Regions from separate parts of the Mus musculus genome. Here region 1 is linked to region 2. Evidence: chromatin contacts called from ENCODE POLR2A ChIA-PET data. All regions are on one chromosome and are shown on one strand. The core of a region is the stretch at or near the end of the contact, and the rest is flanking DNA. Distances in the headings are between cores, read along the strand shown. Region 1 holds the start of 1700003G18Rik (RIKEN cDNA 1700003G18 gene). Region 2 holds the start of Sox6 (SRY (sex determining region Y)-box 6).

Region 1 (4,296 bases), core at 228-2,727, 54 kb after region 2:
TGTGGTTTAACACAGAAATAAGAGATTAGTTTGTTTTGGTTAGGCTTATTAAATATAGCTCTAACCGTATTTTTATATAATTTATTTAAAAGCTAGTCTCTGCTTCAAAAATAAAGGAATTGGATCTATGACTGCATAAATTAAGAAACTGTCTTCCCTGTGTGCATAGCTCTAAGTCCTGATGTTTGGGATAGGGGCGGGGGGTGGGGTACTGTTTTTATTTTATTTTTATTTTTTATTTTTATTTTGAGAGGAGGTCTTACTATAGACTCGGCTGACAAACCACACATTACTTAGAAGAGGATGATCTTGAATTTCTTATCTTCCTTCACCACCTCCCAGACACTAGGTTCACAGGCATAGTCAGGTTTCACTTTGGGCACAGTTCTATCAGTGGTTCATCGTCATCTGAAATGTAGTTCAACTAGAGTAACTGCTGAGCACAGACACTGACAGGTGTCTCATAGACCACTCGGTATGGGGACTTAAGACTAGCCATGTACTGTTGTCATACTATTTGTTTATACTTGAAAAAAAAATCTTTTTAAAAATCAAGGCTGGAAGTCTTCAGAATGAGTAAGGGCAAGAAAGTCATCCTGACAGTATGTCAGGTTCACCTGTGGATGCAAATTCAGCTATAACATACAGAAGTTTATCTTCAGTATCTGAACACTGGACTACAAGATCTTGCAGGAAGCTTAGTTGGGGCTGGAAAGGGAGCAGGGAAATGAGGAAAAGGGAACTAGAAACAAGATTGCAAATGGGAAGGGCAGCGAATGTATCCATCCTAAGGGGGCGGGGTGGGGGTGGTCTCTTGCAACTAGACTGAGGAGACAGTTGAAACAGGTTGAGACTGCTACTGTATTGTAACTTTAAAGGGGTTTATTATATAGGAAACTTACCCCCCACCCCCACCCCAAGAAAAATAATAAAGATACAGGATTTTTTTTTGGCAGACAGACTTCAGTCGATGAAGTTTCAAATAATATCTACCTTAAAAAGGGATCAGAGAGTTGGGTCACTCTTATCTAGAATACACTAAGCCCAGTGGAAAACGGTCCACAATTCCTGAGGGGTGGAGCTGTTTAGAAAAAAAACGAAAAACAAAACAGCCAATTAACAAGCCTTCAGCTTCACACTGAACTCTATTCAGTAAGAAAAGAAAGGAAGGAAGGAAAGGAAGAGAATGAAGACGTTAGAATATCCCGTGTGAGCAGTAGAGACCACACATTAGGCTGGGGGAAGAAGCCATGTTTTAGGTTTTTGTCTTGGGCCGAGAACTTGTATTCAAAAAGCCTCAAACATTACACTTAAGTCTATGTGTTTAACTATGATGAATGTGTTTACTAACAGGGCAGAACCTCACACACACAAAAAGGCGAAAACCCACTCTAGGTCTGTCTGTGGCAACGAAGCTCTCCGCCAACGATCACCACCATACCCATCCACGGGAAAGCTCCCTCTACACGCCGAAGAAAGCGTAGCCTCCGAGGGCTCTCCCGCCACGCCGCGCGAGATGCTTCGCTCGGCCTCCTGGGAAATGTAGTTTAAGTCACTGAAGACGGCTTAGTCAGGCCAGTAAAGAGTGAGTCCAAAAAAACTACAACTCCCGGTGTGCTCCAGGGTGACGAGCGGCCGCAGCAGTGACGACTGTAGCGGTGAAGGGCCGGAGGGGGCTCTGCGTTCTGGAGTGGCGCTGCTTGGTCCGGCGGCTGGGTGAGGGCTGCTGGTGTCGCGTTTGAGGAGAACTGCGAGTGTGTTTGGCATATCCCCGTCAGGATCCCAGCTACGATGAGTGCTGCCCGGGAGTCTCACCCGCACGGGGTGAAACGTTCAGCCTCCCCCGACGACGATGTAAATAACAATGGATGAGGGTTGAGGCCTAGTGAAGGCTGGGGTAGGCCGGGAAGGGTGGATGGAGGAAGAAGCGCCCGAAGGAAGGGGGCGCAACGAGGGATGTCTTCCTTTTCCTACTAGAATCTGAAGGATTGAAGAGGCCCTGAGCTGAGATACAGAGACCTGCGTAGGAACGGGGGTTGAGGAAGGAAATCCTGAGAAGGGTCGAAAAGGAAAAAGAGCTTAATCGAGATGTCTTTGCGTTTTGGGAAACCGGTGAAGCTCATTTCTTAGTCATTTCAGGATAGATATGTCATAGTCCTGACATTGGTCTAAAACGCTCCTCTGGCAATCGCGAAATGTTCAGTCACATTTGGACAAATTTTCCAGCCCGAATCCTTTTTTGCAGTGTACTGGTAATTGCTGCCCTAACTACACCATTCTTAATAAACAGAGACCAATATTAAGCCGAAGATTGTGGTAGACAGTTTGGGGATGGAATAATGGCGAGGTCAGAGGGAGTGAGACCCAGAAGCGCATTTTGATGTCAGATACCTTTTTCCTGCCCTCTCATGCCTTCAGCTCATCAGTTTAAATAATAAACTGTCCCTTATTAACCTGTTCAGTACTGACTACAATGCCAGATACTGGAATTGAAGATTAATAAAGAGGATGCTTATATTTGTCTTAGCTCTAGCATAGTGTTTAGAAACTGCAGGTAACTTGTAAAATTAGGTTCTTCTATAATGAAATCCCTTGGAAACATTGATGGGGAAGTTGGTGGGAAGGGGACATGAGGAAGTCATCTTTGAGACAGATGAAAGCTGGTCTCGCTTATTCATACACTGTCAGCTTCAGAATTGTAACTTTTAGTGCAGTTTGACATCTTTCATAAGTCCTTTGTGAGCCATAAAAGGTTCCCTGAATTATTTTGTAGTTAATGAGAGAATACTAAGAACCACACTCCTTTGGTTGGAAGATGGGGTGTGGACCAGAATTGTAATAATAGAATAAATTTTAGCCTTGTGAGGAAGATTAGTAATCAATTAAAAAAGAGTGGAGGGATGACTGGTTGTCTGTGAGATTAATTCATGTCCCTTGTCTTCCCTGCGACTGGAATTTAGATCTTCCATTGTTAATACCGCCATTCTGCATTGTTAGGAATTTGTCTAGGTTTTTTTAGTGATCTAGATTGTAGATGTAAAAGAGCTGTTACATTGTTTTCCTCCCAATATCAACTGTGAGTTGATTCCGAGAATGTCACACATTCTTGCTTTGATAGACTCAGAAATAAAACAACTTTTTAGCCAGGTGAACTTTGATATATTTCAAATCCTATAACTGTTGTCTTGATAGTTGATTTATAGGTGATTATAATTGCATTTTCAAGATTGGGACCTGTGACTTTACCTATACTATCATAAAGACGACTGTGTTGTTGTTGTTATGCTATATACAGTAATGTGTCCCTTAACAGTGGTTTTCTTAACTCAGTTTCCATTATATATGGTTATTATTTTTTCTGCTAACTGGATATTACCTTGCTTGATGTTTTTGTTTGTTTAGCTCATCTGTATTTTCAAGATACACCTGGTAATTTTAGAAAATCAACTATCAGTTTATGTGTTAGTATCTGCTGCAAGGTTTTCTGATTCAGTGATTTGATGCATAATTGAGGGCAACAAAACCAGAAGATACTAGAAATAGATATCATATCTCAGAATGCGCTGCTAGGAAAGGGTGACATAGAAATAGTCTCAAGTACAGTGGGATATGTGTATGAGGAGTAACACCCTGACTGCAGTCTGTGGGGAGGAGGAATGAAAAGGGCTTCTTAAGGTTTCATTGGTTTGCTAGAAGTGGATAATGAAAGCTGTTCTATCAGAGTGGGAGAATCACAAGTACAATTAGGCACTGTGTTTCAGAGTGTAGTATTTTGGAAATGTGCTTGCTGTTCTTGGAAAGGAAGAACGAATAAACAACGATGCATTAAAAGAATATAATTAGAGATTGTAAAAATAGAGTTACTTAGGTAAAAACGTTGTCAAGATGTTTGCTGCTGTGTTCTTGTTGGGTATGTATGTGCTGGTCATTGAAACCTGGGCCTTATGTATAAGCTACAACCCCAGCCTGAGTGTATTCTTGAAAGAGAATGGGAAATTGGAAAAGTTGGATTTTAGATAGTTGTGTTTTTAGCCTTCTACAGTTCTGCAACTGTGCTTTGTAATTTGGCCCCATGCAGTATGTGTGGAAGAAGCAGAGGTTGTGGCCAGAGCATGGGGCAGCTCATGCAGTTTCTGAGCCTTAGCGCCCTTTATTCCCTGCCCACTGGTTTGCTTGTTGGACTGTGAGTGGCTCTAGAGCAGCGGTTCTCAGCCTTCCTAATGCTGCGGCCCTTTAATTCTGTTCCTTGTGTTGTGGTGGTCCCCAGCCATAAAATTTTTTGTTGCTACTTCCATA
Region 2 (4,176 bases), core at 1,225-3,724:
TATGAACTCCAGACAAGAGAGAGGTGGGATGGAGGTAGAGAGCACACCTAGGATGAGCCTGGAGAAATGCAGAGACTGGCTGTTTCTGCTTTCTGGAAAACAACTGGAGGGTTCAGAGTTTAGAGGCTGTGTGTTAAAATGGCTTGAAGGCTGGTTGGAAGGAAAGGAGTCCTTAACAAGAAATGTTGAGATTTCCATTGCTCACAACTGCCTCCAGATAGCACAACTAGAGAACCATGAAGGGTACCTAGTAGGCCAGATTTTTATTTAGCAGTGTTCCTTAGAACACTGGACCGTCCATAGACCTAACATCCAGAAGGAAAGTCCAAATCTGCACTTCCATCTGAGAAAGCTTCCCCCATTTGTGTCTGAGCAAGGCTCCACCTGGCCCAGCTCTGAATTCCTGAGCCTTGAACTCTTCAGCTGCCTCAGCTGCCTTCCTGAGAATTCAAACCAGAAACCCTGTCCAGAAACCCTGTCCAAATCCTACAGGTCAAACCAAATGACCTGCCCTAAAAAGCTGCAAAGAGAAGTGCCAAGATAGGTGTCAAAGACCAATTCGCAGGGAAGAGCCATTCAAACAGATGAGCCATTGCATAAGCAAACATGGGCGCCACTGGGTTCCTCCTAATTGCTGAGGCAGGTTTGGCTTTCCCAATACCAGCACATTGGTCTTTTAAAATCACAGAGTATTCTGGGATCTGGGAAGCAGAACCAGCCGACCAGAAAACAGGCCTCTGGGCTGGCGGGAGGCAAGAAGGAAAAGAAAAAGATTTCTGTGATCCAAGGCCCTAGTACCTTCTGAAAAGGAGCTCAAGAGACCGCTTTAGATTTCAAGTCATAAACTAGTACCAAAGTAGATGGCTGAGGGGCAAACAACCCAGAGCAGGTGACATATTTCGTCCCAAAGGAAGAACACTAAAGTTTGGGGTCTGGGCGTCACAATCCAGACTGCACTGGGTGACATGTGGCCCGGGGGAAGTAGGGGTGTGTGCTTGCTAAGGGTTTCCTCCAAAGCCTTGAGCACCAGCTGTACTACGCAAGTGGGTGAGGCAGAAAGCCAGGCATCCATCCGCTGGTCTGGTGGGCTTCCCACCTGATCCGCACGCCTGCGGGTTCCAAGAAGTCTATGAAGGGCACCCGACACCGCATCCCAATCCTGGAACACACAAGCTCACTTCTAGGGTCTGGAGCCAGCTCGACTTGAACCCAGCCTTTGAAATGCCAGGACTGAGAAGGGAAGAAGAGGCCAGCGGGTGGGGCTGACTTACCTGCCTGCTGCGGTTGCTGCCTGGGCGCCCGCTGTGTTTGTGTCCCTTTGCACCTCGACCAACCAAAGGCAACTCGGCTTTGTTAAGTTTGGCCTCGCACCTCCAGAGAAGAGGCACGAACTGGCAGAGACAAGGCGCGTTCCTGGAGAGAGGTTCCCCCTGAACTTGGGAAGGGCAATGCAATTAATCCTGCTTCAGAAGTTAATATTTAAAACACCCACGCAAAGAGAGAGAGAGAGAGAGAGAGAGAGAGAGAGAGAGAGAGAAGAAAGAAAGAAAGAAAGAAAGAAAGAAAGAAAGAAAGAAAGAAAGAAAGAAAGAAAATAGAACAGCCGTTAAAACCTCGAATTCTCCCTTTGAAAGGCTCTTTTACACTAACCGGGCGGATCATTCAGACCTACATGACTTCATCTTAAGGTGGCCAACTTCTCGCAGGAAGGGCTTCATGGCTACTGTGTAAACAGGACAAATATGTCACTCACTCCAAAACACCAAGGAGAACTTTTAACAAAACGAAGAGTATGTGAACGAGTGTAAAAGGCAAAAGGGAAGAAGTTGAAAAACTTTAATTACAGCGTGGAGAAAAGTTTTCGCCATTGGTCTCCTTAACCCTGGATGACAAACACCCAAGCGCTCTCGCAGCCCGCGGCACTTTTGTTTAAGTTTGGGAGAAGCAGATAGTATCAGCTCCCAAATAACAGTGCCCTTGGGACAGGCAGTGCCTCAAAGAGGTTGGAACTCGGGTTTCAGCAACAAAAGCAAACTGTGAATAATATTCTTCGTCCTTTAAGATAGCATTTCGCAGAAGGACAAGGCACTGCGCCTGTACTTTAAACGGATGGAGAATAACATTAAATTTCATCTGAATCTGAGAGTCATCCAGTTGAAAAAAGCATAGCCACGGTGACAAGAGCAACAGAGCACTGTCACAAAGGTAGGAAAAGTGGTAAAAATGCATGAACTTCTGTTTTCAAAGAACAATAAAGATAAATAAAAAGTAAGTTTTCTAGACATGCCTTTCCTAGCTTAGGAAAGTTAATTTCCCAATGTGCTTTTGCTGTCAAAGGTGCAAAGCCAAGGCGAGGGAGTGCGTGGCTGGAATCTGCATGCTGATAAGAGAAGGGTGATGTACTTACAGTGACAGAGGGCAGGCTGCGGGAGAAAAGCTGTTTGTGTTAGCCTGCGAGTTACCCAGGGCTGCAGTGAGAGCCGAAGGGAGGAGGCGTGGGAGTGCCCGTCTGCGTACACCTTCACCGCGTCTCATTACATCTGCCAGCCTCTCTCTCCCTCTCTCTTTCATTTCCACATTCCCTTTGTTCCTGAAAAAAAAAATCTACACGTCACATCAGAGTCCCCAGATGCAGTCTACACCAAAGAAAAAAATGAATAATTCAATCAAACTGTGCATAGTCTCTAAGGCAATAAATCTATCGCACTTAAAGAAACGAAGGGTAATTACTACCATAGAATTAGAATAAGGCCAAAGACCAGAGATGTCGCTGAGTCTCTGGATAAACTCCACAGTCAAATAAAGTTTCATTTATTTGATCCTTTTTACATCTTGAACGGGAAGTCAGACAAAAAATTAAACTTATTTTAGAGCTATTCGCATCTTTTGAAACACTGTCTAGAGAGTGGGGGAGGGTATTAGAGGGTCTACCTTGTTCAAAAGCTCCCAAAGACATCAGCTGAGCGCCCGGCACAGACACCAACCAAGACAATGCGTGCTGGTGGAGTCTGTCCAGAGCCCATTTCTCCCACTCCACCCTCCTCCACTCCCCTCTCAACAGCAGAGCGCCCTCCGCTAGCCCACAACTGTGACTCTACAGGAGGGCAGCTGTAATCTGAGAGCCTTACCTGCGGCAGTGCGAAGACCCCAAAGAAACTGTCTTTCGCTGCCACCAACACCCCGTGCCATTCCTACGCACCCCTCCAAAGTCCTGTAACCATCTAGTTCTTCCATCTGCCTACAAGAAACTGTATACCGGATTTCCCCCCCCACGACTGAATGGAAGCTCTATACGGAACTGACTTCTGGATATGCCTTGGGTTGAGTTAAAGCGATGTCTGGAAAGGAAAAGAAGGGGAGGAAAAAAGGAGGGGGCAGCTCAAGCCCTATCCAAGTTAGTCAGAAGGCGGTGTTAGGCGGGAAGCGCCTACGGGAGAAACAGCTGGGCTGCACACTGGCCGTGCAGATCGCAGTTCTAGGAACCGTGTCCTTCGTCCCTGAGGTAAGACTGTATGACTGCCGCATGCTTATTCTTTCACTGTCCGTGTCTCTCTTCTCCGCCCACAACTACCCCTACCCCTAGGGTCGGCCTGCGCGCACCCTAGAGGACTCCAGCGCAGCAAAGAGTTGTATATACCGGAGCCACTCATAAATCGTGGGTGTCACTGAACAGAGATCTGCAAACCTGCTGTTTGCCACAGCAATCAAACCCTCTGTCCTGCCAGTTGCTCACTGACCCAGGGTACTCAGGCCGCACAGTGGGCAGAAGCCCGGACCAGCCAGATCACAGGGGACGGGAGGGGGGTTGGGGGGACTGCAGGCTCAGGTGACGCCAGGAAAGCTCCAGCGTCCCAAACGGGGCTAGTTTCCATCCTAGAAGCGCTTCTGCCTGCTTCGGCGATACAGAAGCGCAGGCTACGCGCACGTGCGTGTACACACAGAAAGAGAGTCATTCAGTCATTCAGTCACGCACGAACGCACGGCTGACATTCCGGCCCAACGATCCATCTACAAGGGCCCCTTTAACAGTCAATTCAGCTCTCGGAGGAGCCGCTGGGAAACTGGAGTTCGTGGAGGAGCCCATGGGTGCCAACTGCCAGTGCAGCCTTTGTTTACGTGCCTCGGTCGCCACCTTGAGGTGGAGCTCAAGAGTGCGCTGGGCTCAAAGCCACTACG

Evidence for each region. ChIA-PET counts read pairs that join two places held with the same protein, here RNA polymerase II (POLR2A).
Region 1: POLR2A ChIA-PET joins it to region 2 with 17 read pairs in embryonic stem cell. The contact joins the promoter of 1700003G18Rik here to the promoter of Sox6 in region 2. POLR2A ChIA-PET finds 5 or more read pairs at or near these places in 2 of 5 experiments (Patski and embryonic stem cell).

The regions. Positions count from the first base shown.
Region 1 is chr7:116,091,672-116,095,967 of GRCm38, forward strand. 1700003G18Rik (RIKEN cDNA 1700003G18 gene) reads right to left here and starts at 1,478. Exons shown (of 4, transcript NR_029433.1): 1 at 1,391-1,478. It overlaps 1110004F10Rik (RIKEN cDNA 1110004F10 gene), which reads left to right and starts at 1,709. Exons shown (of 5, transcript NM_019772.2): 1 at 1,709-1,854. The coding sequence starts at 1,792.
Region 2 is chr7:116,036,270-116,040,445 of GRCm38, forward strand. It overlaps Sox6 (SRY (sex determining region Y)-box 6), which reads right to left and starts at 2,475. Exons shown (of 16, transcript NM_001025559.3): 1 at 2,408-2,475.